Linked DNA regions of Mus musculus: regions 2, 3, 4, 5 and 6 are each linked to region 1. The links are chromatin loops, found by intact Hi-C in ENCODE. Cell type or tissue: left cerebral cortex. All regions are shown on one strand.

Region 1 (5,000 bases):
TGTCTCTCTGTCTCTATCTCTCTCTCATGTTCTCACATCTGGACAGCCTTTTGTTTCCCCCCTCTACAACTAAACCTCTTGCATTAGATCTATTGCACGGTGTGATCTCTTAGTGGCACATCTTAGCCCCAACTGCCAAAGGTACCCCCTCTGCTTTACCGTAACAGTTTGAGACTCTCAGGCAATGAGTGACAGAAATGAATGAAGCCCTGCCGCCCCCGTGATCATGAACATTCAATTATATATACATGCATGCACAAGGGATGTGCCTACAGCCTTTACAGCGAATGTAATTTTATGCTGGGATTCTTGTTTCTCTACTGACTCTAATCCCTCTTGTGTCCCTCAAATCTCCCAGTCTTTCTGTCCTACCTCAAAATGACTTCTGTGAAAAGAAGAAACTTGCAATGAAAGCTGTGTTGAGAGAGCTTTCCAGAGTCTAGATACCATTAAGGCAACAGGACTGAATCAGATCTCAAGTCACTCTCTGGCAATGGGCATTCTTGGTTACCTTCGCCTTTGGCTACAGGCATCTTGCATGACTAGTATTTATGTTACATCAGAGACTCCAGATGGATGCTATGATGTCTCTGGAGACTGGGGAGATAGCTCGATGGGTAAAATGCCTCTGTACAAACACAAAGAGCCAAGTTTAGATGCTCAGTGCCCAGTTAAAGCCAGTGTGGCAGTGCACGTCTCTAGCTCCTGTGCTGAGGTCAAAGCCAGGAGGGGCCTTGCCTACCAATCAGTCGAGTCTAGCTAAAAGAGCAACCTCTAGATTCAATGAGACCCAGTCAGAAAAACTAAGGTGAATACATATCTAGCCTTCCTTTGTGTATCTAGTATGACATTTTTACTATGTGTTTGGATTATTTTATTGGTTTATTGATAATAGGTCTGTTGGTTGAGTGAGTGAGTCAGAGTCTTACTATCAGCCCAGGCTAATCTAGAACGCTGTATGTAGCCCAGATTGGCCTTGAACTTGTGATCCTCTTGTGACTCAGCAACCTAAGCAACAGAATTTGAGGAATGTGCCATCATGCCTGGATTCTCTTCTTTTTGTTGTTTTTATTTGAGATGGGAATCTTATGACTGGCCTGGAGTTTACTATATAGTTCAGGCTGGCCTGGACAGTGTAACGGTCCTCTGGTATCAACCTGTTCAACGCTGGAAGTGGATACATAAGTCCCACACTGGCTTTTTCTTCCATCCTTCCTTCTTTCCTTCCTTCCTTCCTTTCTTTCTGTTTGTTTTTTTCAGGACAGGGTTTCTTCGTGTAGCCCCAGCTGTCCTGGAACTCACTCTGTAGACCAGGCTGGTGTCAGACTCAGAGATCTGCCTGCTTCTGTCTCCCAAGTGCTGGGATTAAAGATTTACACCACCACTTCCAGTCATACCTGGCTTCTTGTCCCTCACCTTACCTATCATGTAGCCTCGCCCTCTCTCCGGTATTCAATAGGCATTTACTACAAAGGTAAACTAGCACTGTTTATCTTTATTAGCTTCCACACCCTCTACTTTCTTCTGTAAAGCAATTTAGTGCTTTTTGAACCTGTGTCTCTGAACTTGAAGTCCTAAAGCAGGCACCTTCCCCCCCACCCCCATACACAAGCAGGCACACACACACACCTACACACACACACACACACACACCCCTAAAGTTCTTTCATCGCCACGGTGCTTGGATTAATGAACATTTCTGAGTCTACTCCTTGGCTTTACAGTAAAGAGACAAAGTCTCGTATCACTCACTAATCATGAGATAAACACAAATGCACTTTATACATTGTAAACATGATAAAAAAAATGTAAAGCTAAGATTACTGCTTACCACAGGGAGATGGAAACATACGACAAAGTATATATCAAAATAGAACTTTAACCTAACCCCTGCTCAGGGAACCAACCCCATCTACAGCAAATAGCTTTCGAAGTCAGCCTATCCTACAACCCCTGATGGATTAGTTACTAATTCCACAAGTGAGCTTCTATCAGAGCTCCTCTATCTGCTGCCCGGCTTGCTCAGCCCTTGATAGTGACTGACACTCCCCAATCCTCTCAGCTACCTGCTTTCAGTTCTGTACTGATAGAGGAAATCAAATGTGTGCCCCAGCCAATCACATAGGATGCCTTACTTCATGGTAGCCAACTAAAGCTTCTGCATGCCAACAGAATCCATGAGGGACAGGCCCTTTTTCACTCTTTAAAGTTTTCATAACTCCTTGCAGTCCCCACCAGAGCGCAGTAGTGGCAGCTGGCTCTCTTGGGTTAGCAGATCAAAAGAAATAGCTTTTGCTTTCCTTTTCTGTCTGCTGCCTGGAAACAACAAGAAAACAAGAAAAAGACTAAGCATCCATAGACCAGAAAACAGATTTGCTTTTACATAACTGCAGTCTTGAGCTTAAATTTGAAGAAGGCTGGTGTGAGCAATGGCTCATTTTGTGATAGATGCTGACACCTAGTGGCCACAATTGGTAGTTAAAAGTATAATATGTTGCCGGGCATGGTGGCACACGCCTTTAATCCCAGCACTCAGGAGGCAGAGGCAGGGGGATTTCTGAGTTCGAGGCCAGCTTAGTCTACAAAGTGAGTTCCAGGACAGCCATTGATACACAGAGAAACCCTGTCTCGAAAAAACAAACAAACAAACAAACAAAATAAAAACAACAAGAACAAAAGTATAAGATGTTTTAGCCCAAAATAAAGAAAAGCTGTGATCCCGATGGTGGAGGGCTGGGAGTGGGTGCGGATCACAGCGGGGGGTGGGGGTGGGGCGGGTAAGAACATAGTCCTCAGGGAATGGAGGCCTACGGATGAGGACAGAGCTAAGGAAGGGAATCATGGATGGCTCCTGGAATGCCATTGGAGTTGACCCCAAACTCTGCCTTGTTAGTTTTAAGACTCCTGTCGCAGGATTGCTTATCTTGTTGTCCAAGTGTTTTTGCCTTCATGTGCACAGTACATTTCCCAACCACAGGTGCTCGGCTTTCAAGTCACCCCAGAGGGAAATGTTCCTTAATCACCATCGTTAGTATTGCCAGCAGCTTCAGGGTGCCAACTTCGTACTTCTGGGCTAAGTGCTTTGTAAGTAAGTAGACAGACTGGAGTCAGACGACAGTACACAAAATCTTGTCATTCATAAGTTGTTAATTTTGAGTAAGTGGCTTCATTTCTTTGTCTTTAAGGTGGAGAGGGCCATCATGTCTTTTTTTGTTGTTGTTGTTTTTCGAGACAGGATTTCTCTGTGTAGCCCTGGCTGTCCTGGAACTCACTTTGTAGACCAGGCTGGCCTCGAACTCAGAGATCCACCTGCCTCTACCTCCAGAGTGCTGGGATTAAAGGCGTGCGCCACCACGCCCGGCTTCACAAGCATTTTTGAGAGAGTTTAGATAATCCACATATGTAAAGTGCTCAGAACAGTAGCTAGGGTACCCTAAATGCCAAACAATTACTAATGACATTACCTACATTTATCTTTACAACACTTTGAAGTAAATATTATATCTCTTATACTAGGCAAGAGTAAGAAACGTTTTCAGCTTTGGGCAACAGAAAAACATGACTAACAGTGGCTCCTGGTTTTGCTTCCTCTCTCAGATAATGAGCAAGCAAGGGGTCGAGGTAAGTGGCTGCTGGCACTGGGTCCTGGCTCAGAGATGTCAGAGCCAGCGCCTCAGAACTTTCTAGGGCTTTCCTTCAAGGTGGTATTGTTCCAGTTCCAAATATCATGTTCAACAACAACAACAACAACAACAACAACAAAAACAAAACCCAAGAGCAGGGGAAGAAACTGGGGCTGTGTGTGTCCATTTGCTTCTTTTTTGCTTTCTTTCATCAGAAAAACTAAAACATTTTCCACTAAAGTCTGCTTCTGTTCTGTTGGCCGAAACTGTCACTTGGCTACTCCTAGCTGAAAAGGCTCATGGGAAGTGAGTCTTTAACTTTCCCAGTTTACACAATAGAAGGCAACAGGGGAGAAGGGAGCAGAAGATAACTATTGTCAGCTATCTGGCTATGTGCCACACCTTAGAAAAGGAGAGGAAGTGAAATACACAGGCAAGAGAAACCATGGAAATTTCCCCAAGATAGATTAAAAAGTGAACCATGAGGGGGAGGTATGCTGGGACAAATAACAGCAGATAAAGGGAGAAGGCAGGTGGTTAGAAAAATCAGACTTCATAAACTAAGCTGTGTTGGGCCTGACTGTTAATAGAAAGTCTTGCGACCAAAATCCATACACCTTGTGGATCCAAACATTTCCAATTCTAAAGCGACATGGCGATACCTGCGTTGATGGAGCATGCCATCGTGAGAACCTGCGGAGACACAATGGAAGCAAGACTATAAGATGAGATTTCAATAGATGGAAAACCCTTTATGGATACCTATAAAGTATACCGTAGGATACCGTGTATCATATCAATAAGGGGTTAGCCTTGCTCAGGAGCCTGATGGGAAACAGATGGCTTTTGAATGTTGCGCCAAGTGTAAAAGAATGAGCGCGGTGTGATGACTGAAAGAGCCTAAAGGTGGCGCTCGTGGAGCTAGTAAGAGAAGGGGCGGGGCCGGGGGGAAAGGGTGTAGCTCGGTTGGTAGAGCTTTTGCCTAAGCAGGCATAAAATCCTGGGATACAATCCCAGCATGACATAAACCATGTCTGATGATTCATAACTGTAATCCAACTCTTGGAAGGTAGATGCAGGGAGATCAAAAGTTCAAGGCCAGCTTCTTCTGCTACATTGTTATTCTAGTTTGGGATCAACCTGGGTTACATGAGATTCACACACACTTCATTTGCCAAGTGTTGACATTTTAACAAGACAAGTTTTTTTTTTTTTTTTTAAACAAGACAAGTCTTAAGATAAAGTAGATCTTTATCTTAAAGATGATTCTGCTTTTTCTTTAAGATACAGATGATTTCTAAATAGCAATAACAGGGACGGAAGACAATTTTTTTGGAAAGCCATTTGTTTTTATCATGGTAAAATATGCATGATATA
Region 2 (5,000 bases), 99 kb before region 1:
TGCTGACCTCAGGGCTGTACGCTGAGGTATGGCCTCTAGTCCTGAGCCTTTGATTACTTGATGTAAACAACGTAAAGGAGGAGAGATTTACTTTGGTTCCTGGTTTCAGAGTTCTCAGTCCATAGCGTCTGGTTGTGTCAAGTCTGGGCCTGTGGGAAGGCAGTGTTCACTCTGAACAGCATGGACAGAGCAGGACCATGGGGCTGATTCACAGCTTCACTGAAGGAAAAAGAGCAATCGGAAGGGACAAAAGAGAAGGCCTTCCTTCCTTCCTTCCCTCCTCTTCCTTCCTTCTTTTGTTCTTTCTTTCCACATATATAAAAATATATATACATATTTAAAATTTCATATGCGAGCATATGTATGCTTGTGTCCATTGTGGCTTTCTGGAGAACTAAGAATATTGATTGCAAGAAGCAGAGAGGGGACAAAAATGAGCCACTGAGCAGGCTGGAGCTGCAGCCTGGAAGACATAGGGGTGTGGGCACTGGCTTGTGACTTGACAAAGGCCAGGGCAGGGTCTGGCAAGTTGAAAGAAAACACTCCGCTTGTTTTCTCATGTGCTTCTTGCCATTGATAACCCCTGCAAAGGATATCTGTCTTTATTCTACCCAAAGACCCTTGCTAGGAATAGTGTCACTCTCTTCCTTAGGGAGATTTAAACAAAAGGGAGGGGGAGGGATTGCCTTAATGAGAAATGACCAGGCCTGGCAAGATTGCTTAGCTGATAACACTTCTCACCACCAAACCTGGTGACCTTAGTTCAATTCCTGGGACCCAGGAGGTAGAAAGAAAGAACTGACTCCTCTCACACACACTGTGACACGTGTGCACACGTCCACAGACAAGTGAATGGATATATGCTATTAAAAAGAAAAGAAATGACCAATTATATCTCCTGGGTTCAAATCTTATTTCTGCCATTGCTAGATTCGTGGGTGGTTGATTCCGGGCCTTCCTTTACTGAGAAGATGTGCACATGCTCAGTGCAGACCTCGGAGAGCTGGTGTGAGACGTGAGTGATGGGGTGTGGTGCATTCTATGACTCTCAGCACAGTGCTCAGCGGGAAAGGCAGTGAGCAGGGTGCCTTTTTCTTGTCTGCTGTCCTTATTGGTCAATCTTCCCCTTCTTCTCTTGTGTCCTGAAACCCTTCACAACTTCTTTGTGAAGTGAGGAGGAGTGTTCCTGCTCTTTCTGAAGCAAACTGTCCAAGAGGGGAGCTGCCCACTGCTACATCAGCTGATGGATGCTGCAGCGAATAGGCCCAGGAAAGCTACAGCCCCTGTATTGCCCGAGCTTTTGTCCCCGCCAGCAAGAACACACTCAGGACAACCGGAATCTTCTGCGGCAAAAGGCTTTATTGCTTACTTCTCAGGAGGAAGACCCCAAACCCAGAAAATGGTGCTGCTTATATAGCCCGCAGCATGATGTTTCAGCACCTGATGTGGCGTGACAGCTCCTGATTCGTTGCTTGCCCATCACCCCATTACGCCCCGAGATGGGCAGTGACTAGGCGTGAGTTCACTCTTGCACTTGCGCATAAGGTTTCTTTACTAGTTAGGCGCAGTGGAAGCCAGCGCCATCTTATAATGGCGATTGCTCACGGCACGGCTCTCCATATCCCTGAGACGGGACAGCCCCTAGGATGGCCCCTGGGACACACTAAGACAGTCACAGAGACTTAAGTATAAACTTGTCCAACAAGTTAGTCAGACATTTGTGGGGCCATGCTGCCCTCCCCTCCCCAGACTGGCCTGGCCCTTCCCTGTACTTTGCGTCCTCTTACTTAGTTGCTTGTCTCTACATCAGGATCCTGTGAGGCTGAAAGGCCTCTGCAGGAACTCTGCAGGTCTCTTTATATATGAATGTTTAGTGACATGCTATGTTTCATATGGAGGGCGTATAGTTGTTGAAAGAAGTGATGGAGGAATAATGTGTTCACAGTTTTAAAAAAAATTAAACAGATTCAGTGTTGTGTAGGTATAAATTAGATAATGTGATATATCAGTGAACCTTAGATAATGTACAAGCCAACCACTCACTCAAGGCCTGTGCTATCACTAATGTTAACTAAGAAGAGTAACAAAAGAGCTACTTTCTTTGTGATATTTAAAAGGACTTAAGAGTTTTGGCTCTTTCATTAAGATAATCCTTATATCTGACTCAACTTCAGGAAAGAGGCCTGAGCTATACCTCTCAATTGTTCTGAGACTTACCCCTGTACTGCAAAAATAGTCCCTGGAACACAGGCCTGAGGATCAGTGGGTACTGTCTTCGCTTGATCTTACCCAAAAAGCTGAGAATCAATGGGGGAGCTGATCTTGATCTGGGTTATAGACATTCACATTTGTTCTCCAGATCCCAAGACCTATTTTTTTTCTCTTACCCTCTCCTTCCAAGGTCCTTCTGACAGATTTGGGAGGAGGCTATTATATTGGGTGAGGAGACACTGGATAACAGGAGGCAGGCTAGAAGAGTCACTGCTCACCATGAGTGTCTGGTATAGATCATTTCTTTATCGCAGCAATCCTGAGAAAGCACGTATTATATCCATGCCATCAGTGAAGAAACTGAGGGTGCAAAAATCATAAAAACTTGACTGAGTGCCCAACTGTTAAATGGAAAAGCCGAGACCCGAGTCATAACCCTCACACTAGCTCACATTGACTTAAGACCTAAGAAGTCTCTCAGGTGTCCCCAGAGCCTTGAGAGCCAGTAGGTGTCACCCAAGAGCCTCCAGAGCCAGGAGGAGCTCACATAGATAAGAACTGTCCAAGATTTAGTTCATGGGTCCCAGAAAGTAGGAGTCACACAACGAACAATTTGGAAAGAGACAGAAGGCAGAATACAAAATATCTGTTCTTCGGATTATCACTGCGGTTCCCCAAGGTTCTAGTTCCTCATCTGTACTATGACATTAATTAGTGACATTAATTAGTGCCTAGTGTCCAAGGCTGGTGAAATAGCAATCAAGATAACACAAGAGAAGCACTAGGCCTGCAGGAGACCCAGAAATCTGACTTTCTCCATTTTCCTGTCTCCATTGCTCAGAGCAGTGGGACCCTTGGAGGACCAGTGAAAGTGTGGTTCAGAAACTGTTAAAGCCCACCCTTTTGCCCTAGACCCACAGGGCATTAATCCTATGGTCATAGCTGGTTCTCTCATCCCCTTGCTATTTTCTGGGGTCAAATTCTTTGCTTCTTGGGTCACCATTCCTACCGAAACTAGGGGGTTGTGATAGAGGCCTCGAGTCACAGAAGCAATAGAACACACTGAGTTCTTCCAGAATGAAAGCATAAAGTGAAACAAAGGGAAACAGAAGCCTTCCAAAGGGGAAGACAAAAGACAAAAGCCTGAAACCCAGCAACACACAGGCCAAGTTTCTGAAGTTTTCACAGTTCAGCTGTGTGGTTTTCCACTTAACTCCACCGTCTTAAACCAAAGCACAAACATGACATTTTAATAAAAGGGACATTTAAAAGAACAGTTAACGCTCTCTCTTGACCGCTGGGAACTGTCTGCGGACTGACTCGGGTGGGCAACAAACAGAAGGAAGAAGAGTCCATGTGCTTTCTGTCTCACAGTTCAGTGACCCAGCCTCGTTCTGTGGCACCAGCTCTGAGAGCCACAGCTATTCCATAGCACCACCCCAAAATATAGTTTACCTAAATTATTTTTACTCTGCCCATGGTTTAGAATTATCCTGACTTTATTCATAAGCAACCTTGCTTTGTAGGATCGACTTCTGTCTCGGGGTAGGTAGTTCATGGACAGAGTGTGTGGATTTGATAAAATTCAAATATTCATACATTAACTTAAGATCCTACTTTGTTATCTGAGATCACTTAGTCCTGTTTATTTCCTGCTGCTGTTAATTGTTGTCATTGTTGTTTTGGACAGACTTTTCATGTAGCCTAAGCTGGACTAACTAGGAATGGCTGCGTAGCTCATGCTAGCTATACACCTATAATCCTCCTAATTCCTCCCGGCCAGATTACAGGTGTGGATCACCTTGTATAGGTTATTATAATTATTGATGCATACAACTTGTATATGTTAAGGGTTTCACTGTGGCATTTCCATACATGCATAGGGTCTCTTCTGTTAAGTTTTGATTTAAACTTATACATTTTTGTTAAAGGAAGTACACGTGTTGACCATTCACAAAGTGAAAACATTTCTAGACCTTGGTTTTTTTTAACACAGTTTTTTTGTTTGTTTGTTTGTTTTGTTTTGTTTTTTTCTAGAGAGAGAACTTAGGGAGTCCAAGGATATTAGCTCTGTAAAGATGGGGACAGTGAAGCCTAAGAAAAGGATGTGTTGGCTAAGGGCACAGGGCCATTCCTCCACTCTTATCAGAACTGTCCATTTGATTTGGATAATGTATGGGCAGTGTGCAGGTTCCCCAAGTTAATGGATACATTATTGATCAACGTTCAGAAAACTGTACCAAAAGGTTTGCTATGTTTTCAACCATGCAACCCTCTTCGGTTCCTTCTTGGCCAGAGATCTAAGCACATTTGGGATGGGATAATTCTTTATTGTGTATGAAGGACCCAAGATTTGTACCCTTAGCGTTCTCCATCCAGCACATTCAAAGGAAATTTTCTAGTTAGGTTGATGACAGAACTCCCCACACACATTTCCAAGGACTTCCTAGAAAGGCATGAGTATTCTGAATTAATATTCACACACAGGGTGGGAATCCTAGAGCCAAAACAAGGAGAATGTCCTTATGTGTCTCCATATCCTCTGCTTCCACGGCCTTCTGTAACACTCCCATTGCTAAATAATGACTCATTCTGTCCTGAGTGTTCCTTGAGCATCCAGGAATATCCATAAATAATGTTCATCTATTCACTAGCTTCAGGTCCACAGCACCAAGCAAAACAAAACAAAACACTGAAGGGAAAAAAAAAGGTAACTAGAGCTAATGTTTTCAGATCTCTAGAACACTTAAGCAACTCTCTGCTCATTATTTTTCAATGTACAAAAACCT
Region 3 (5,000 bases), 250 kb before region 1:
GTGAGGTAGTTCACTCAGAACAAACAAACCATTAACTATGCAACTGGTGATTCCTTTTTTTTTTTTTTAACAATACAGAATATGAGTGTGATTTTATAATATAGAATGTAAGTGTTCCTTTCAGTTGTCCATTCTGATCTCTCCCTCCCTCTCTCCCTCCTTCCCTCTCTCCCTCCCTCCCTTCCTCTCCTTTCCTCCCTCACTTTTCCCACCTCTCTACACAGAGCTAGTATCTCTTGACCCCAATCAGACAGTTCCCAAAGTCCCATCTCTGAGGCCCCTTCGTTTCACTCTTTTTTTTTTTTTTCTTTTTCTTTTTTTGGCTTTTCCAGCAGTGCCCAGCCCCCACTGGTTCCACTTTCCAACTTGAAGCTACCCAAACCTCCAGCTGTGCCTCTCTCCCACTGACATAGGATCTGCACATCATGTTAGAAGTCACAGCATGTACTTGGAGTCACATGCGGGTGATAAGCAGAGGCGCACATGCATGCGCTTCCAGGCACCACCGTCAACTTCAACGGGCACATGCTGTTCTTCATAAATACCTGGAGACAAACCACCAGGCAGAATAGGCAGGAGGAGAGGCCTGGGGGTGTGGCAAAGGGAGAGGGCATGAGGTCTTAGGTGGTTGGAGTACTTAGAGAAGTGGTCTTTAGATCTCAGTCCCCAAACACACTTTTAACTGACTAGTTATCTCATTTTCTAGAAAAGGAAACCAGAAGCAATGGTGGGTGGTTTAATGGCAAGAAGGAAGTCTAGGGGTCCAGGAACGTCTATTAGTCACCAAAGGCCACCTTAGCAAAGTCATTCTCGCAGAGGCTCAGGTTTCTTCTCTAACAGAATCAGAAGGTCAAGTGCTCTCACCCTGGGAGCCTGAGGCACTTTCAAAGCTTGACTGTGCACCTGACCTCTCTCCCTCCCCTCATCCTCCCTCTCACCCCTCCCTGCACTTCCGTGCTGAGTATCAAACCCAGGGCCTCCCTCACACTAGGTGTATGCTCTACACAAAGAACCAAATTCTCAGGCAAAGTAATTCTTCCTATTTTGCAAACGCAAACAAACAAACTGGTATATAAGGAGATTAACTCACCCCCAAATCAGATAAACACTGGCCCATTACAAGTTGTTTTGGGATCAACCTCCTACCTATGGGATTTCTTTAGAGCAGTCTGAACTACACTGGTCCGCACCATTTCCCAAGTTCAACTCTGACACTCTTCGATCAGGGTTAGCTTAAGTAGGATTTCAGTAATCAGTGTCCATGAAAGATGAAGAAGGCGGCCTCGGGGGCGGGGGGGGGGGGGGGGGCGGGGCAGGGACAGGGAGGCGGAGATTCTTTAATTTTCTGGCTTAAGAGCACTTAGACTGCCCAAGGGTCTGAGGTCTCTGCCTTGGTGGCCACCTTCCCACCCACGGTGTTCAGGCCAGTGTTGCCAGGCACTTCCTCGTTCCGGTGCGCCCTGGACGCAGCTCCTACGCCCAGAGCCTGGGCAACTCGGGCGGGAGGGTGACAGAGGGGAGGTGTCGCAACCTCCTCCCTCCCTCTTTCCCCGCCTTGGCATTCAGTTACCTCGCAGATGAGCGCTCTCTCAGACAGCGGCGGGCGGCCGGGCGCCCGGCATGTCCCCTGAGTGTGCACAGACGACGGGCCCTGGCCCCTCGCACACCCTGGACCAAGTCAATCGCACCCACTTCCCTTTCTTCTCGGATGTCAAGGGCGACCACCGGTTGGTGTTGAGCGTCGTGGAGACCACCGTTCTGGGGCTCATCTTTGTCGTCTCACTGCTGGGCAACGTGTGTGCTCTAGTGCTGGTGGCGCGCCGTCGGCGCCGTGGGGCGACAGCCAGCCTGGTGCTCAACCTCTTCTGCGCGGATTTGCTCTTCACCAGCGCCATCCCTCTAGTGCTCGTCGTGCGCTGGACTGAGGCCTGGCTGTTGGGGCCCGTCGTCTGCCACCTGCTCTTCTACGTGATGACAATGAGCGGCAGCGTCACGATCCTCACACTGGCCGCGGTCAGCCTGGAGCGCATGGTGTGCATCGTGCGCCTCCGGCGCGGCTTGAGCGGCCCGGGGCGGCGGACTCAGGCGGCACTGCTGGCTTTCATATGGGGTTACTCGGCGCTCGCCGCGCTGCCCCTCTGCATCTTGTTCCGCGTGGTCCCGCAGCGCCTTCCCGGCGGGGACCAGGTGAGCGCTGGCTGCGTGCAACGCAACAAGTATCCAGGCGGGCTGCTGGTGGGAGGCAAGGATCTGACCAAAGCCGTGGGCCGGGGGTGGGGGTGGGGGATAGTGACTAGTAACAATAATAGGTCGTGGGTGGAATTGTATCCTTTTTGGCAGACCCAGTGCCCAATACTCTGGAGTTTAATTTCGTCAGTTTACCCACAGTGCCAAGTGGGTAAGTAAATCCTCACAAGTGTTAAGGGGGCCTTCCCGGACTTTTTGCAAACTGCAGAGACTATTATGAGGCTAATTAAGCAATGGGAGCTTACAGCCAGGTGGGACACAGGGTGCGAGGTGGCTTCTCACAGAGTTTCTGCTTTCTCTCCAAATGTCACGCTACTGTTATTATCGCATCTATTTAACAGACAAAGAAGCTGGGGCACCCAGCATCTTCCTTATTGCTGGGCTCCTGCTTAGAAGAGCAGTCTCAAGGAGAAATCCTACAGTAGTGGGATGTCCCCTGGGGGAAAGGTTCCTGTTCCCGCATATACTCTGACCAGAAATGCTGGTTATGTGAACCCCACTCACCCCCCTCCTCAGCCCCCAAACCTCCGAACACAGAGGAGGGCTTCCAGGGTTGGCAGTGTCCACAGACCAATCGCTTTTTTTTTTTTTTTTAATTGAGGGCAAGGGTGGATGAAGGCTACACCCTGACAAACGGTATCTTAAAAAAAAAAAAATCAACCCCCCCAACTCACAGAGGGGAGTGTTTGTTTGGTACTGACTTTGAATGACTAATAAGCAGAAACCAATCAGGCCTGTGACTCTTCATTAAAGAACACATAACCATGTGACCATGTGTACCTGGTGGGTACAGGTGATGCAGGGTTAACTGAGCTGATGGGTACTGCTGGCCTAGAAGAGACCAAGGAAGATCCCTCTTTCACTCCAGGCTTGTCCTTAGTCCAGATACACCTGAGCATCAGGGCAGGCCACATGGATGCTTCCAGAAAGCTCAGATCTAACTCCTCACCAAAGGGACCAGCTAGGTCACATGCATGTCCAGCTGGCCACATGTGGATACTAATGTGGATAGCTATGAACATGTCCCAACATGGATGGCAATGCTGTGACAGTCTCAAAATGTTGGGTAGCCCAATAAGGGGGCAGCTCTGCCTTCGGTTGTTTGTTTAAGCTGCACGCCCCCCCCCCAATGAGTTACAACAGTATTGCTGTATTTTTCATAGAACTTAGAGAATTTCTTGCTCTTAACACAGAAGCATTCCAATTCCAAGAATTAAGACCAAATAGTATATCTTAAATTTCCAGGTGGACTGTCCCTTTTAAAATTCATTCAGGTACAATCCTATTGGGCTGGTAAATAACACTAATAAGGAAATAAAAAGGTCTTGTCTCCTCCCAGCCAACCCCCAGACTGAGACTGTACCCCGATGCAGCTTGAGTGAGGGGGCCCTTGCCTGTGCTCAGCACTCTGTGCTCATCCCCGCCCCCACTCGAGGGAATGGCTGAACCTGGAGCCCTCTACAGTACTTCCAGAATTTCACTGCAGGTGCTTCTGGGGAGCTCTTGTTTTCATGACGTTTGTTTTCAAGGTCTTGGGAGGCATTTGGGCAAAGCCACTGGGGCAGTAAGGACTGACACTACTTTAGTGGCCAAGTGACAGGAGCCTTAGTTATTGAGATTTGTAGGGTTGGGATTTGGAAACTTGTAGTGGAAAGGGGGTGAGGGGCAGGACAGTGCCCTGTCTCCCTGTCTTTCTTGTCATCACCCCTACCTGTCTATCACTCTCCTGCTCCTAACCTCTCTCTCCCTCTCCCCCCCCCCCTTTTCTCCTTCTAAGCTCTTCTCTCTCTGTGTGTTTTTGTTTGTTTGTTTTTGAGACAGGGTCTCTCTGTGTAGCTCTAGCTATCCTGGAACTCTTTATGTAGAGCATGCTGTCCTTGAACACTGCCTCTGCCTCTGCCTCTGCCTCTGCCTCTGCCTCTGCCTCTGCCTCTGCCTCTGCCTCTGCCTCTGCCTCTGCCTCTGCCTCTGCCTCTGCCTCTGCCTCTGCCTCTGCCTCTGCCTCTGCCTCTGCCTCTGCCTCTGCCTCTGCCTCTGCCTCTGCCTCTGCCTCCCAAGTGCTGGGATTAAAGGCATGGAGCATCTTGCCTGATGAGCTATCTTCTCTCATAGAATTCAAGAGTCCCTTTTTCTTCTGGCTTTATTTTCCACTGATTTAGCTGCAGTGGCTTCAGTTACCCATGGACAAATGAGGTCAGAAAATATTAGCTGGATATTCCAGGGGGATGGGATTCCTGTTTCAAATAACTATAATTCCAGTCTATGGTTGTAATTTCTTATTAATTTCTGGCTAGTCTTTTACTGTGCCTAATTTATAATTTAAAATTTAACCTAAGGATGTAGGCATAGAGAAATGAACAGTGCATATAGGGGGGCCAGTGTGTCTCCAGTTTCCATTTTCTTCTAGGGAATTCTAGAACATGTCCTCCCTCCCTACCCCCATAAGAATAAGAGGACCAGTGTATTCCATGTTTTCTGTATTCACGCCAAAGGATCTTAACATGGAGAAACTCCGAAGTTCCTTAAAGGCTATGGACTGACTCTGTGGGAAACATTGCATTTTATAAGCTGACCGGTTGAAGAAATAAATTAGAAGAACAGGAGATGACAGGGCAAGGAGAAAGAGTGATAGGGTGTAACTGGTTTAGAAAGAAAATGGCTGAGAAGGAACTGGTCTAGACTGTGGTGAGTTTCACAGTGGAAAAACAGCAGAGCTGGGTGTGGCAACTCACCTCTGCCATCTCAGCACTCAA
Region 4 (5,000 bases), 400 kb before region 1:
AGTGTGCTCCTCAAGGTTAGATGTCTGAAGCTTGATTTGTGCCCCATAATTGCAGGAGTGGGTTAGTTACCATATTGTGTGAGAATAGGCCCCCCCATCCTCTACTCCTCTCCAGTGATATCACACACACACACACACACACACACACACACACACACACACACACACACACACACACACACAAGTCCTTGTCAAATTTAGGTCTCTCAATCTCGACTCTCCCTGCCTCTAGAACCATTAGAAAGAAACCTCTGTTCTTTATAGCTTCCCCAGCCTGTGCCATTCTGTTACAGCAGCACAGAAGGAGCTAAGACACTACCCTAGACACTCAAGGACAGGAGGCATCCATTTACTCTTGTTCTTTCAGCCATGGAGGTGTGGGGCATCCCATCTACACTTATCCAGCACCGACTGTATACCCCACACTCTTCTGTCCTTCCTTATGACATCATCTTTAAATTCCCACAACAGTTCTATGACCTAAGTACTGTGTTTTTCTCCATTTTCCTGGTAGGGAAAATGGGCTGACGTGAGTTGAAGAGCTTGCCCAAGGTCACACATGGTTTAATATTTAAATCCAGGCTTTTCCCAATCCACACTACAGTGACATTTTAATTCTCTGTGTTGTGTTCTACTATTCCATCATACAAAATGCTCTACAACCGCAGTGCGAGCATGATGCTTTTCCTGCAGGTTCCTCAGGAACGCAACTCAAAATTTGGGTGACTTTCACCCTCTCCAGTAGCCTCCTCATCCTAGTAAGTCCTTGGTTTTTATCATTGATCAGATCCAATCCCAGTCGCAGATATACCAGATGACCCACCCACCACCTGCCCCACCCTTCTTGTCATCTGCAGAATCCTTCTGGAAACAGATGACAGTGTATTTTAATGGTCTACCTCTTCAGTAAGCTGCATCAGTTTATCAAGCCACTCCTCGATTTCCAACAAGGTGGATTTCACATCCGTGGCTTCAGATCTCATCCTCAGAGCTGCCTCGTGTATCTGGGAGAGAAACCTGGACCGCAACTTTCGGATCTGAGTATCCAGAACCGTGACGTTGGCTTTTCCTTCTGTGACAGGCAAGGTGTATCTATAAGAAGAGGAGAGAAGAGAAACAAACCTAAGAATGACATTCTAGGTCTCAAAACTAAGTCCACTTGTGTTTGCCCACATGTTTAATGTATGTCTGCACGCCATTTCACGTAGATTGAAATGACAGCAATCTCCTGAGTCTACAGGGGCTGCTTGCTTTAAACTGTAGTTGAGGATGTCTCTGTTGGCATCGGAGAAGACACAAATTTTAAAGCACCAAAGTTTAAATATCCCCAGTACCGTCATCTTCATCACCGTCATCCTCTCAGACGGTTCTCAGAGAGCTCCAGAAGATAAGAAGGACCACTTGTATAGGACAATTTTCAGCCAAGTTAAGAGTCCACAAGAAAAACAGGGACAGCTGAGTGAGTGACTCAGATTAGCCACATGTCAGCTGTGCCTCTCTCTCTCTCACTGTGGAAGTAGGTGAAACCACAGGGCAAGACTGTCACCAGTACCAGGAAATTCGACTCATTGTCCCCACTTAGAATTTACATTATTTGCATGCCACCCAGCTCCTTATATGAAGGATATCCTAGCATGGTTTTCCTCAAACATGGAATTTCCTGCGACAGAACATTTAGAAAGATGCCAGCTTGCTTCTTTGAAGCCAGCATGTGTTCTCATGCCTGGGCTTTCTTTGGCAAATCACAGGCATTTTCCATGTGAAAGCTGTCGCTGTATGTTTTTGTTTGATTTCATTAACTTCTGTGGCACCGTGTGTATAAAGGTTTAAGATCCTGCGGTGGCCACATAAGGCAAAAATTCACGGGAGTGCTGTTGAGCTCCGAAGTCACACTTGAGCCCTTTGAAAGTGAGATGCTGGCCATTAAGTGGGTAAATAATTCCCAGTGTCACTGCGGTCTCCCTTCTTTCTTATCTGTAATTTAGAGGTCACTCCTTAGGGAATCCCTAAGTCTCTCAGCTTTGAGTGGTCACAAAGCCAGTGGGGCTTGATTTTAGCTGTTTGTCAATGACCTGAATAAACCACTAGGGGGCGCAAGAGGACGGGATGACTAAGGGCCTTACCCCAGAAGGGGAAATGTCTGCTTCCAGAGCTTGAGAGGTGTAGTCCATGCTCTTTTCTTTTCGACCTTCCCTGTTCGTGGCTTTATTAGCCAACATTTAAAATGAGGTTGGAATGAGTCACTTTCCCTTTTGATTTCTAAATGCCAAAAGTTACTTCTTAAGTCACAGCTATGAAATGTCCTCTGGCTAAGTCTGTGTCCTGGATTTGTCTAACGTGGTGTGTGTGTGTGTGTGTGTGTGTGTGTGTGTGTTGTTGTTGTTGTTGTTGCTGTTGTTGTTGTTATTGTTGCTGTTTCTTGTTTATTTCTTAGTGTATAATGAATTTGCGCGTCATCCTTGCTTAGGGCCCATTCTAACTATCTGTTACTCCTGTTTTTAGTGTTAACTGTTTCTGAAGGATGGCAGAGTGCTTGAAACACTTAACAACAACAACAGCAGCAGCAGCAAGCTATTTCTAAAGACATGAGTTAGGAACATTGTTCTGAGTGGTGGAAGCCATGTTCCTATATCCCTGTGGAAGTCAGGAGTCCTTCTGCAGAAAGGTTAGCTCAGGCTATTTCTCTTCCCTCTCTTCCACTCCCACCCTTTGCCTCAGGCTGCTGGGCCAGCTTCCGGTAGTCCAGCCTGGGCCTACTTGGGCTACTTTAGACTTGGCACCAAACCAGAGAATGGAGGTTTTCCGGGTGATTCAGAAACTTCTCCTGGGCTGGGGTGGGACTTTCAAGGAGCCCAAAACAATGCTCAAACGCATTTTTTTTTCCAGAGAAATACTTGACAAGATTGGAAAAGCACCTACAGTCTTAGAATTCAGGGCATGCTGGGGACGTGCAGATAGGAAGAGGATTACTGTACCTCGTGTCTTCTATAACTTCATCTATCAGCTTCAGCCACACCTCCGCCAACTGGTTTGCAGGAATTTTACCCTGGATCCCTGATTTTACAGCCTCTATGTTTGATTGCTGAAGAATCAAGAAAGAGGAGAGATAATTGTGTAATTCTGCCATTATGTCCAAGAAAGTGTTATTTCCAAGGCAGGGTAGAGGGTGAGTAGAGGGGTAGGGACATAAAAAGATTTCGTTACAGAAAGCCAGAGGGCTTTGTTCTCACTCACTGATACTTACCATAGCCTCGTGCTATTTACTTTTATTCAAAATGCAATCAACACTGATAAGTTTAAGCAATAGAGAAAGCCTTGTCTTGTATTTTGACCTTTGGAACTATGTAAATATTTTATGTACTCCAAAAATAAACAGGAAGAAACCATCAGGAATAGGTGAGGGAACCCTCAAAAGGATATATATGTAAATAGTATGGACTCAGTTATATTTCAGATGGACAGTTGAACTAACCCACACGTAACCTTTGGAAACAGCATTTTAACTATCTGTCCTTAGTTTCAAGGCAAAGGCAACCCAACTGCATCAAACATGAATCATTGTGAACTTGTTCACAGTGGTGGACGTAGGGAGTTTAAGTTTGAACAAATCAACCATTACAGTTAGGATGGCAGAAGCTGGAATCTCACTGTAGGCAAGAGTTTTAATCTTACTACCAAGGTAAGTCCTTGGTGGTAGATTAAAATTGGAGGCACTGTTCTGGCCTTCAACATTTTAACAGATATAGAAATAAATATATGCATATATGTATGTATGTATATGCACATGCAAATGAGTGTGACCGTGAACTTCTTGGTTGGCAAGGCCTATAAGCAACAATATAGCAGCAGCGTGAGCACTCTAGATCTTGTTTTTCAAATGTCACTTCCTATTAAAGGGACCACAGCATCTTAGAGAAACGGTTATTTCAGGGCTGGAGTTGAGAAAGTACAAGCTAAGCCCAGAACATGCTGATGTGCTCGAGTTGAGCATCTGCCAACAGAGAGGGGAAGGGAGTGCCCGCTAGGCCTAGCCAAAGTCCTGGTCATGGAAAGCCACTCTCTTTGTCACGACTAGGCCTGAACTCAGACAATTTGGTCAGTGGAGGGAGATGATAAGGAGAATCAGGGCAAGAAACCCCCCCGAGGAATGGCCCCAACATAATTAGAAGTTTGGCCAGTTCTCCACCAACTCCCTTGAGGAAGGAAAATGAAAACTAATAAAAAAAATATAGTATTTTGGGCTGGAGAGATGCCTCGATAGTTAAGAGCACTGACTACTCTTCCAGAGGTCCTGAGTCCATCAATTCCCAGCAACCACATGGTGGCCCACAACCGTCTGTAATGGGATCCAATGCCCTCTTCTGGTGTGTCTGAAGAGAGTGGCAGTGTATTCATAAACATAAAATAAATAAATCTAAAAAATATTTCATGTCAATTTCAACTTTATTTTTACAAATATTAATTTTAAATTTTATAAATTAAAACCTATAAATTTTAATTTAATTTTTTTCATTTTTTAATTCTATATGCACGAGTGTTTTGCCAACATGTATGTCTGTGCACCACACATATGCCTGGTGCTTTTGGAAGCCAAAAAAAGAGCAACAGATCCCTTGGAATGGGAGCTATAGGTGATTTTGAGCTGCCATGTGAGTTCCAGGAAGAGAACCCAGGTCCTCTGGAAGAGAAGCAAATGTTCTTAGTCACAGAACTGTCTATCTATTCCCCTCCATTTCACCTTTACGAAATGGGAAATTACACTGAAGTTCAATTATCCTTCTATATTGGTGCTCCCACCCCCGACACCTGGAGGCCTTTTATTTGTAAGTATGTTTGCCTCGTCATGGTCTGCGGCACTCCCTGGGGCTGTCAGCACGATGAAACCAAGTGATGGGTTTGAGCTGCATGTTCAATCTGGGGCTGATCACCCCACACTCATGATCACTCGCTGCCTGTGAGGTTCAGGACGATCTGCCCAGATCTGTAGTCATCAATGATTT
Region 5 (5,000 bases), 130 kb before region 1:
AAACCAAGAAGACTGTGTCTTAGGACAGCCTGGGCTATATAGGGAATTCCAGGATAGCCTGAACTAAATAATAAAACTGTCTCAGGAAACAAAAATGACAACAACAACAAAAATGTGTCCTCTTTGTGAAGCCCAGGCTTTGTATGCTAGAGGATCTTGGTCTTGCCAACTCTGACCTGCTCATTCAAGTCAACATTACAACTGTTCTGAATTACAATTCATCCTCCACGAGCACCTCACTGGGAAGACAAACAGCAACCAAGCCTCCTTTAAGCTGTGACATTTGCAGACACACAGTCTTAACAAATGAAAAAGCAAACAACAAAAAACAAAACAAAACAAAAAAAAAAAACATGCAATAGAGAAATCTTTCCTTTTCCCTCTATCCCTTTCAATAAACTCCTTCACAACAAAACTTCATTTTCCCCACAACTACCTCCAAACTGAAATCCATTTATTACAGTGCAATGAATAAACCCTCACTTGCTACAGCAGTTGTTTCCATATGCAAAGTCAATCCAAACCCTTTCCAGGATTTAGTTATACTTCATGTCCGTCTAGAAACAGTGTGAACTATGGATCAACAGACTTACTTCTTCCTCTTTTTGCTGGAGCCTCCGCCTTGCTCATCGTCACTAAAATCAGAGTCATAGCCTCCATGCCCATGCATCTGCAAAGGAGTGCGAGGTCAGCCGTGCGGACCCGAGCTGCCAAATACTCAGGAAACACAAGACTGAGAGTTAAGTGATCTTAAACAGCCACAAGCTTTACAAGTCATGCTGGGCAGATCATGGTCTCTGGTCTACGCAGCCACCTAACACTTTAATCCCTTTGAAATAAGAAGAATAAGGACATTAGTCACTGGCCTTCCAGTGAAACCTAAGCCTGGATATTGCAAAGCGACTCCATGCAAGGGACAACAGTGCATCACTTTTATTTGTGCCACACACCCCACACCCCCTAGAGATGTTTCAGCCACAGACAGACCACTGGAGGAAAATACAAATTATTGCTTAGTACTTCAACTATACCTTCTACATTGTAGCTATGCCTAACTGTGCAAATACCATTACACTTATCTACAGTAATAATTGCAACAACATGCTATATACGTTCATAGTCTAGAAAGATACTAGTTTGGGGGCTGTCTGTAGTAGAGGTGTTTGATGGCTGTACCATTGTAGAAGCATACTCTCTGCTGTTTGAACAATGAAGGAGCTGCAGAAATGTATTTAAGTGTCTCTCTTATTAAGCACTGGGTGACTATATTATTACTTTGTCATAGACACAGTGATAAGCACTTTTATAAAGCTTATGATTTTTCAAGTTAAAAATAAGTACTTGCATTTTAGGAATGAAAATGTAGTTAAACTAATCTACTTGATTCTTAAGGCCCCAGTTTCAACAATCTCTTGGGAATATTAGGCACAACTTGCCAGAATTAGTGTTTGTAAACAGTACATTATCAACTGATTAAATTTTTTTTCCTTAATTTTTAAGCATGAGTTTTAGCTGAGGTCTCCTTAAGCTAAGTTTCCTTACCCCTAGGCTTAGTCAGTCTTATTATTTTCCGATGGATAGTCTTGGAATTGCTGAAAAGCTTCAGCTGTCAGTTGTGCCTGAAAAGGCATCTGACTCCAGCATTACACAGAGTTTGGAACACACATGAGCAAGGGTACAGATGATTTTACTACTGTATATCATCAATAGTCAACTCCTGCAGCTGAAAGGAGCCAGTCCAGGTCAAGTGATAATATTTTTCAGCTTTGGTATTTGTGTCAGTAAGTGTACAGAATTCGTAACACACATTAATAGGGGTAAAGGTGGGTTGCAATCTTTATTGCTGAAAGGACCCAGTCCAGGTAAAGAGACATTAACTTTAGCATCTGTGTTGGCAAGTACAGCTAGGATAGCCAGTGTCTGCGTTCTTGACTACCTTCTGTTTGTCATTCTGTTAAATAAGGTAGCTATGTCAAATCATTAAATTCTGTGAGTCTCTGCAACTCCATTTTCAAACTTGGGCGTGTGAGTATATACCTCTCTTCCTTATCCCACCAAATGCTAAAGAGAAGGCAACAGCCAAGCTTTGGAGACATAGGTTTGCAAGCCACAGTTCTTCCTGACCGACAGCTATCATTGCCTTATACACCTAGACGTCACACCTTTTAGCAGATCTCATCAAGGCTGTTCAAATTCTACTACCCTCTAATCCATCCTCACGTGCTTCATATATTGATGGTGGAAAACCGCAGTGTGGAGCCTGGAGCAGTTGCAGAATCTAAGGTCTGGCTGGCACAGACGCGTCTCCTACTTCCCCACTTATGTAAAGGTTAACATAGAGGTTATGTAAAGAAGCCCAAACCTCAAGCTTACATAGTTTGGGGACGGTACCTAGTACAGGAAGACCTGAAACTAGTAGAACCTGGAACTAGTAGATCATCTTGACCCCTCATTCCAGACACCTCTTCTCTGCTCCGACGCCACATTTCTTTTTATCTCGGGCAGCTTCATCCATCCCTTGAGCTATCTTAACCCAGTAGCTTCACTAAAAAGCTCTCACTCAAATCATGCTATCAACTGACTGGAATTAAGAAAATCTCGAGAATAGGGCATCTGCTGCCTCCCGAATCTGTCAAAATAAAAATGAGACTCAACTACTAAGAACCAGTTTCAAAGTCCTCTCTGAGATCAAACACGCCCACGGCCCTCCTTACACACCCCTTCCCTTCCGCTCTTCTCTGTCTGGCAAGTTCGCCCCCAAGAGTCCTGACAGCTGCAGCGACGAGCCACGGCCTCAGCGAGCCGCTGCAGGTCCGCGCCGGTCCTCCAGAGCCACGCAGCGCCGCCGCCCGCGCCACTGTCACCGCACGCTGCACGCCTGGCCCTACGGGTACCGGCTGGGAACCGCTTCCGGCCCGGCTCAGAGGCGTGTCACATCGATAAGACACCGTTCTCCGGCGCGCCGACTCTGTGCTGCAGCCAGAATGGCTCGGGGGTAAACAAAGACGGCGGAAGAAAAGGCCCGGAAGAGGAAGCAGAGGCTCCCTGCTTTGGTCCCTCATTTTTCCTTTGGGCCATCTCCTTTTTCCTCTAGGGAATCCAATATGTAGTACAATGTGGCACTGCCCAGCCCACGTCCTTCATTGGAAAATGTATATTGCTATAGAGAAAAACCCCGCCTGTCACCTGCGGTCCTCTCTCTAGTAACCTTAGTAACGCCTCCACCGAGCATCCTCGCCCAGCCAGCAGCTCAGCCTCAGATCTGCCTTATCACCCCCTCTTTTTCCCCTACGAAAACAGTGCTCATAATTAGAACAGAAATAGCTTCCCCGCGTTCCGCCACCCACACAATAGATACTGTTCCAAAGGCAGTGCTGGCGGCTGAAGAGATCGAGTTGGCAAGGAAAAGAAGAAATGGGGAATGAAAAAGATTTCACAGGGTCGCAGATTCTACGCCAATAAGCAACCTAGCACACGCAGAAAGGGCATCCAATATAAAATTTAAGGAAAAAAAAAAAAAAAAAAAACACCTCAGGCAGCCAGAATTAAATTATTTTAAGCTCCACTGGGTTGTTCCTGCATTGTGTTTGCCCTACACCGTGACGTCCCATTCCTCTTTCCACTGGGTACAGATCTTGCTTCTCTTCAATACCAGCAGTTATTCATCTCGCACTCCGCAGCCAACACTGTGCCTTTGAAATCACAGGAGCTACTAAAACATTTGCTGAACAGAACTGGCATGCTTCTCACTTTTACAGCGGGTCCATGTTAAGGAAGAACTCTGAATCTTAATACACGTTCATTTTAAATCTTTTATCCTAACCAGTAGATAACAATATCCCTGTCAATCAGTTCAAGACTTTTTTTATTCCTGGCAGCAAATCATAGATACACCCTGATTTACATAGAGCAGCGATTGCAATCTTGTTAATTACAAAATTATAAATTTATGCATTTCAAGGTGCATTTGAATTATACTACAATAAAAATGTTTCCTTTAAAAATGTAAATAGGAAACCTCATAATTTAATATTATTAAAGTATTGAGTTAATTTGTCAAGCAGTCAATTTTTATAGATATCTAAAAACCAAATACTTTGTCCTTTTATCACTAATAAGAACTCCTGTAGCCTAAATGAAACTCTTGTATACCAATATTTGACATGCATTAGCATTTTTGTTCCTTTTTAAAAAACATCTTTTATCTATTAACTTCTTTTTAGTTTTCCAACAACCCTGTGCTGCTGTTGTAGGCCCTGCATTTAAATTTTTTAAAGATGTTGCTTCTGTGTCATATGTGTGTGCCTGCTTCTCCATGTCACATTACACATGGAGGACAGAAGACGGTGTGGTAAGCCCTGGAACAAGCGTGACAGAGTGGTGTGGGTACTGGGAGCCGAACCCTGGCCCTGGGAAAGAGCAGCAAGCCTCTCCACAGCTTTGCCAGCTATGGGGGTTTGAAGGAGAATGGGCCCCATAGATTCAGATGCTTGACTGCTTGCTCCTCATTTATTGAAACTCAAAGCCCAGAGGCCCAGTGAATGGATGGATGGATAGACAGACAGACAGACAGATAGATATGACGTGTGTGTGTGTGTGTGTGTGTGTGTGTGTGTGTGTGTATCCAGTTATATATATGTATCCGTACCCCTATCCTATAACTTGTGGATCAGGATGTGTGCTCCCAGCTACTGGTCCAGCATCATGCCTGCCTGCTACCAAGCTTGCTAACCATGATGGCCATGAACTCACCCTCCAAAACTGTAAGCAGGCCTCCAATTAAATGTTGTCTTTTATAAGTTGCTTTGCTCGTGGTGTCTCCTCACAGCAATAGAATCGTAACACACCATCTCTTCAACACATGCTTTGCTTTACGCATAAGAGAGATATGCACAGACCTTGACCCCACAGGTCCATGAGGGTTTGGAGCTCGGCAGCACTTTCCTTTTATACAATTCAGCTCCTACCTCTCAGTTCATGATTCTACGGGGAGTAGCTGC
Region 6 (5,000 bases), 270 kb before region 1:
TGATGCCAGCACCATACTGAGATTAAGCGGTTCACCCAGTGTCATCACTAATGTATAGGAAATTGTTGTGTCTCCATAAAAGGATCCCTCTCTTCTTCACTATATTGTTATTTCCAACAAACACAGGGGGTGTCATTCCCTTTGTCCATTATGGCATGTATGTGCGCACACAGATTTTGTATGTTGATCTTTGCTGCTATGGATGTTTGTGCACACATATACAGTGCTCACAGAGTCCAGAAGAGGGCATCAGATCCTCTGGAACTGGAATTTAGGGGGATGCAAGGTGCCATGTGGTAGGGAAATTGAACCTGGGTCTTCTGGAAGAGCAGCCAGTGAGTGCTCTCAACCACAGAGCCATTTCCCCATCAACCAAAATTAATGAGTTTTGACACATACATCCTTTTAACCATCAGGCAAGTAGAGCTACAGATGACATCACCATCCCTGGAAGTGTCGTTCCTCTGGCTCCAGTCCAGAATCCCTTGCTGACAAGAGGCAGTCTCATGTCTGTGACCATGTATTGGCTTTGTCAGATCTTGAAAGTCAAATATGTGGAGTTACATATTTGGATCTTGCTTTTTTGACTCCATAAGTGCTGTTGGTGTTTTTATTTTTTAAATTTTCATCATTTCTTTTAAAAAGTATACATTAGCATACAAGTAATGGGCTTCATACATAGTATCTTCATACATGCCACTTTTTTTTATCATTTATTTTCTTCCCCCAGATAGTCCTGCTGACCTCTGCTTGCACACACATATATTACATTATTCTTACTTCCCCATCTTAAGATACTTTCCTCCTCTTTCATGACATCCTACACATGTGTACATACGTGCTCACTCTCATGCACACTTACACACTCATATACATATGCATGTACTTCTACCATGTGCATATAACTTTTTAATAGCTGAATAATACTCCATTTTATAAATATAATTTAGTTTTCTGTACTTCTCTTGGTAGGAATTTGCATTGTATTTTGCCTGAGTGTTGTGGGGTGTTTGTTTGTTTGTTTGTTTGTTTTGGAGGTGTGAAAATCAAATCCAGAGCCTTATGTATGTGCTTTATTGCTGAGCTACATCGCAAGCCTCTTATGCAAATATTTGGGGGGGGGAGGGGCACTATCTTTTCATTGCCATTAGGGAAATACTTACAATGGGTCACTATAGGTGATAGTTATCTTTACTGACAACTAGCCAACAGTCTTTTTCAGTGACTGAAGGACTTCTTTATGAAGGAGCCTCAGAAAGAACCATATACATAGTGCTGTATACACTCTGCATGTTCTCACAGGGGAGCTGTTTGTCCAAGAGGAATTAAGCCAATATGGTTGTATTCTCAACTTTTCTGTTGGTATAATAAAATACCATGACCAAGACAACTTCTAGAAGGAAGGGTTTATTTTGGCTTATAGTTCCAGAGGGATGAGTGTCTGTCATGCAGGGAGGCATGGCTGCAAGCTGCAGATAAGCCCGGAAGCTGACAGTTCACATTTTACCACGAGCACAAAGCAGAGCTAACTGGCAGTGTAGCAATCCCATAATCTCTCAAAGCCTGCCTCCAGTGACACACTTCCTTCAGCAAGGTTGAGTCTCCCCAACCAGCAAATCCCGGAGCCCAGGGAGGACATTTCTCAGTTAAACCATCACAATAGCTTAGTTTTTAGATTTTTTTTTCTGGGAGAATCTGAAATTTAAAATATGAAACCTCCCAATGTTCAAAGCTAATGAGGCATTAAGGATGTGGGCCACAACAAACCAGCAGTTTGTGACTTTCCTGTGGAACAGCTACATGGGACAGAAGAAGAGTAACTGGCCTGAGATGGGAAGGAAGCCAATGAAAGTCCAGGGTCCCTGCTGCCGTGTGAGCACAGAGCCTTCCCTGTGTCCACTTCAGTCCAACAGGTGCTGTTTGAGCCGCACAGCAAACACAAACCCTCCCTCCCTCTTCTTCCCTGCCACCTGCCATCTGGCAGCTTTTAATGGCTACATTTCTAGACAGGGCTAGCTTGCAGCCAACATTTCCTGATTACCTTCTATAACCCCAGACCCACACTGAAGGTCAGTGGTGGGAGGAACTGGCTTCAAGTCCAACTTTGGGTCCAGGAAATTCGCTCAGAGCCTTTGGAAAATGCTGATTTCTAGGCCTCTATCTGAACATTTGAGAGAGCATTTTCTGGGGCACTCTGGGCATGACTCAAGATTAAAAACTAATCCAGTTTAATGACACAGCAGATCCCAGAGATGGAGTCACTTACACAAGGTCACATAGCCAGTTTGTAGACAACAGAAGAACCAAGGCTCTTCAAGGTAGCAGCTGCCCTGCTGGCTAGCCTTGTGTGTTGGTTCCAGTAAAGTTACTCTTTTGGGGACCTTGAGTATTTTGTCCTAAGTCAAGTCTACTCATAGCATGTATTGGCCTTGCTCACATTTTTCTTTTGTGCTCTAGTGATCGGATGGTTGAGTGGACAATGCCAGGCTGGCATTCAACTGAATTCTCCTATAACGATCAAACAAGGTTGAGGGGTCAAGGACCAAGGGCAAGGGCAAGGACAAGGACAAGAGTGAGCTGAGAGGACAAAACCCAGGGATGATATCATAGTCCTGAAAAAGTAGGAAACCCCAAAGAACTAAATGCATGTAGTGTCATCCAAACCCAACAGCCAGAGATGGACTAGCATGAGCCAGAAGGAACAGGTTGGCGTCTGACAGCAGCCTTCACTCTCACCTTCCAGACAAACCCACTTAAAAGACATTACAGGTAAGCTCCCTGCCATGGTTTGGATCTGAAATGTACCAGATAGGCATATGAGATAATGGCTTGATCGTCGGGGACATCTTATTGGGATCCTTTAAAAGGTTGAGTCTCGAGAGAGCTTCAAATCACAGGGCATCTCCATGAAGGGGACCATGGGACTCTGGACTTGATATTTTATTTTCCTTTCTTTATGTCTTGGCCACGAGGAGAGTGGCTTTGCTCTGCCACTCACTCCCAAGTGTGATATTTCTGTCTTACCACAGGCCCCAAAGCACCAGGGCTGGGCAATCACAATTGAAACACTCAGAGAAAAACTGTCTTTAGAAGGTGAACCTAACTCATTTTTCTACTGATCAAAAGTTGACTTATATTTCCTGAAGAATCTTACCTTTCTCCAAGAATACCAAGCCCAGACCTCATCTATCACCTGAGCAGCAAATTTGTAACATCTACAGCAGATGAGGGGCTATACTGCTGTAAAGGAAGCCAGAGGGCCCCATCTGATGTCTCTCTAAGGCTGAGAGACAATAGACTTTCCAAACAAGGCAATGACCAATTTATTAGTTAAGGACACACACAGTTCAAGTAAGAAGCATGTTGTTATAAGAGAATTGTTAAACAGAGCTTAAAGAAAACATGGCCTGTGTTATATTAGTAAGGTCTTCGGGGAAGGGTAATAGCTTTGACCCAGATTCTTATCCGGTAAAGGGTGTTTCCCATAGCCTATTGGGAGCCACGTAGTCTCACATATACGGAAGGCAAACTTGAATGCTGACCTGTTATATAGAGAAATAAATTAACTGGAGGGTTTATGGAGGGAAAAGAAAAACCGATAACACGTCTCTTGGCTGTTTCGGTCACAAATTATGAAAATGGACATGAGCCACCTCGTATGGAAGACAAGAGTGAGCCGCTCTGGGTGGATGATGAAGGCAGGCAACCTGTGTGGATGATGAAGGTCAGCCAGCTCCCATGGATAATGCAGACATGAGTGACAAAATCAGGCAGCTTCACTTGGACAAGGAGGGCACACCCCTTCTTTTTTTTTTTTTATTACGTATTTTCCTCAATTACATTTCCAGTGCTATCCCAAAAGTCCCCCCCCCCCGACTCCCCTACCCACCCATTCCCATTTTTTGGCCCTGGTGTTCCCCTGTACTGGGGCATATAAAGTTTGCCTGACCAATGGGCCTCTCTTTCCAGTGATGGCCGACTAGGCCATCTTTTGATACATATGCAGCTAGAGTCAAGAGCTCTGGGGTACTGGTTAGTTCATAATGTTGTTCCACCAATAGGGTTGCAGATCTCTTTAGCTCCTTGGGTACTTTCTCTAGCTCCTCCATTGGGGGCCCTGTGATCCATCCAATAGTTGACTGTGAGCATCCACTTCTGTGTTTGCTAGGGGGCACACCCCTTCTGATGGATCCCTGGATCTGCCTTGCATGAAGGCATAGACAAGGGAGATGGACCTTTCATTTCATATTCATAAGGTAGAGGTGCATGCCCGGCAGCAGGACCAAGACCAAGTCCATCCTGAGCGTCTCGTCATCAGTGTAAAGTTGATGAGATGCTGATTAGGTTCTAGGTGTATGACAGGCATCAACCATGTGTTGCATACATGCCGCAGTGATGACTTCTTCCCTTGAAGGAATGAACTGAATGGAAAAGAGTCTGCTCATTGCAGACAAGGAGAGAAGCACTTCTGTTCTGGAAATTTCTTTTGTATCTTAGCATCAGCGAAGCTCAATACCCTGAGGAAAACCTTATCATGAGAACTATTGACCCAGGTTGAAATTCTAGTGTGGTTGACCTTGAGCCAGCCACTTCATTCTCCCTATATTTAAGTTTCATCAGCTCCAAGGTAGGAATGGTGACACCTACCTGGCTAGCATGCTAGAGTGTAGTACGAACAAGGTCTGCTTTACATTGGAGATTCCTACGCGTGTCTCAGTGACACATCAGAGGGGCCACATAGATTGACTTTCATGGTCATGCTGTGTGAAAATTCTATGCTCATCACACAGATGAGAAAGCTGTTTGGAGAATGTGACTCATTCAAGACGACAAGACGGTGGCAGCTAGAATATGAACCTGAGCATCTGCCCCTAGAGACTGAGCCACCACCCCTCCCATCCCCTAAGCAGGCTGCTACTTTCCAAGCATTCAAAGCCAGAAATCAGGTGAGAGTGCATTGCAGATGGAGAATGACATCTAGAATGACTTCTGTTGTCTAG

What was found. Hi-C counts contacts between places; a loop is a spot of excess contacts. Peaks named below come from ENCODE experiments on the same cell type or tissue, not always from the same donor. Only the 100,000 strongest peaks of a DNase experiment are listed, where the experiment ranks them.
Region 2: it touches region 1 in a loop (7-fold over the local background); 26 of 42 quality-filtered maps call a loop at or near these places.
Region 3: a loop joins it to region 1, with 2.3 times the contacts of the local background. A loop is called at or near these places in 3 of 42 quality-filtered maps.
Region 4: a loop joins it to region 1, with 6 times the contacts of the local background. A loop is called at or near these places in 20 of 42 quality-filtered maps.
Region 5: a loop joins it to region 1, with 2.7 times the contacts of the local background. A loop is called at or near these places in 8 of 42 quality-filtered maps.
Region 6: it touches region 1 in a loop (7-fold over the local background); 7 of 42 quality-filtered maps call a loop at or near these places.

Annotation. Positions count from the first base shown.
Region 1 is chr19:38,350,481-38,355,480 of GRCm38, forward strand. Gm33036 (a long non-coding RNA gene) reads right to left here. Exons shown (of 4, transcript XR_003952856.1): 3 at 4,286-4,316; 4 at 1,759-2,316. Among named protein-coding and RNA genes, the nearest start is that of Gm32960, 4.3 kb to the left of the region's middle. In left cerebral cortex, CTCF peaks have their summits at 2,450 (motif pointing left), 4,519 and 4,720; DNase peaks (open chromatin) are centred at 2,119 and 2,451; H3K27ac peaks cover 377 bases.
Region 2 is chr19:38,251,265-38,256,264 of GRCm38, forward strand. No RefSeq gene overlaps it. Among named protein-coding and RNA genes, the nearest start is that of Gm32491, 5.0 kb to the right of the region's middle. In left cerebral cortex, a CTCF peak has its summit at 2,720 (motif pointing right); a DNase peak (open chromatin) is centred at 2,730.
Region 3 is chr19:38,095,507-38,100,506 of GRCm38, forward strand. Ffar4 (free fatty acid receptor 4) reads left to right here and starts at 1,573. Exons shown (of 3, transcript NM_181748.2): 1 at 1,573-2,187. The coding sequence starts at 1,621. In left cerebral cortex, no CTCF peak of the experiment used is centred here; a DNase peak (open chromatin) is centred at 2,035; H3K4me3 peaks cover 220 bases.
Region 4 is chr19:37,953,468-37,958,467 of GRCm38, forward strand. It overlaps Myof (myoferlin), which reads right to left. Exons shown (of 54, transcript NM_001302140.1): 22 at 2,976-3,082; 23 at 900-1,092. Among named protein-coding and RNA genes, the nearest start is that of Gm52397, 30 kb to the right of the region's middle. In left cerebral cortex, a CTCF peak has its summit at 2,082 (motif pointing right); DNase peaks (open chromatin) are centred at 1,561 and 2,097.
Region 5 is chr19:38,221,244-38,226,243 of GRCm38, forward strand. It overlaps Fra10ac1 (FRA10AC1 homolog (human)), which reads right to left and starts at 2,909. Exons shown (of 14, transcript NM_001081075.2): 1 at 2,719-2,909; 2 at 594-670. The coding sequence starts at 670. In left cerebral cortex, a CTCF peak has its summit at 2,800; DNase peaks (open chromatin) are centred at 2,299, 2,885, 3,236 and 3,654; H3K4me3 peaks cover 2,084 bases; H3K27ac peaks cover 2,216 bases.
Region 6 is chr19:38,076,098-38,081,097 of GRCm38, forward strand. No RefSeq gene overlaps it. Among named protein-coding and RNA genes, the nearest start is that of Gm23300, 6.7 kb to the left of the region's middle. In left cerebral cortex, a CTCF peak has its summit at 253 (motif pointing right); DNase peaks (open chromatin) are centred at 301 and 409.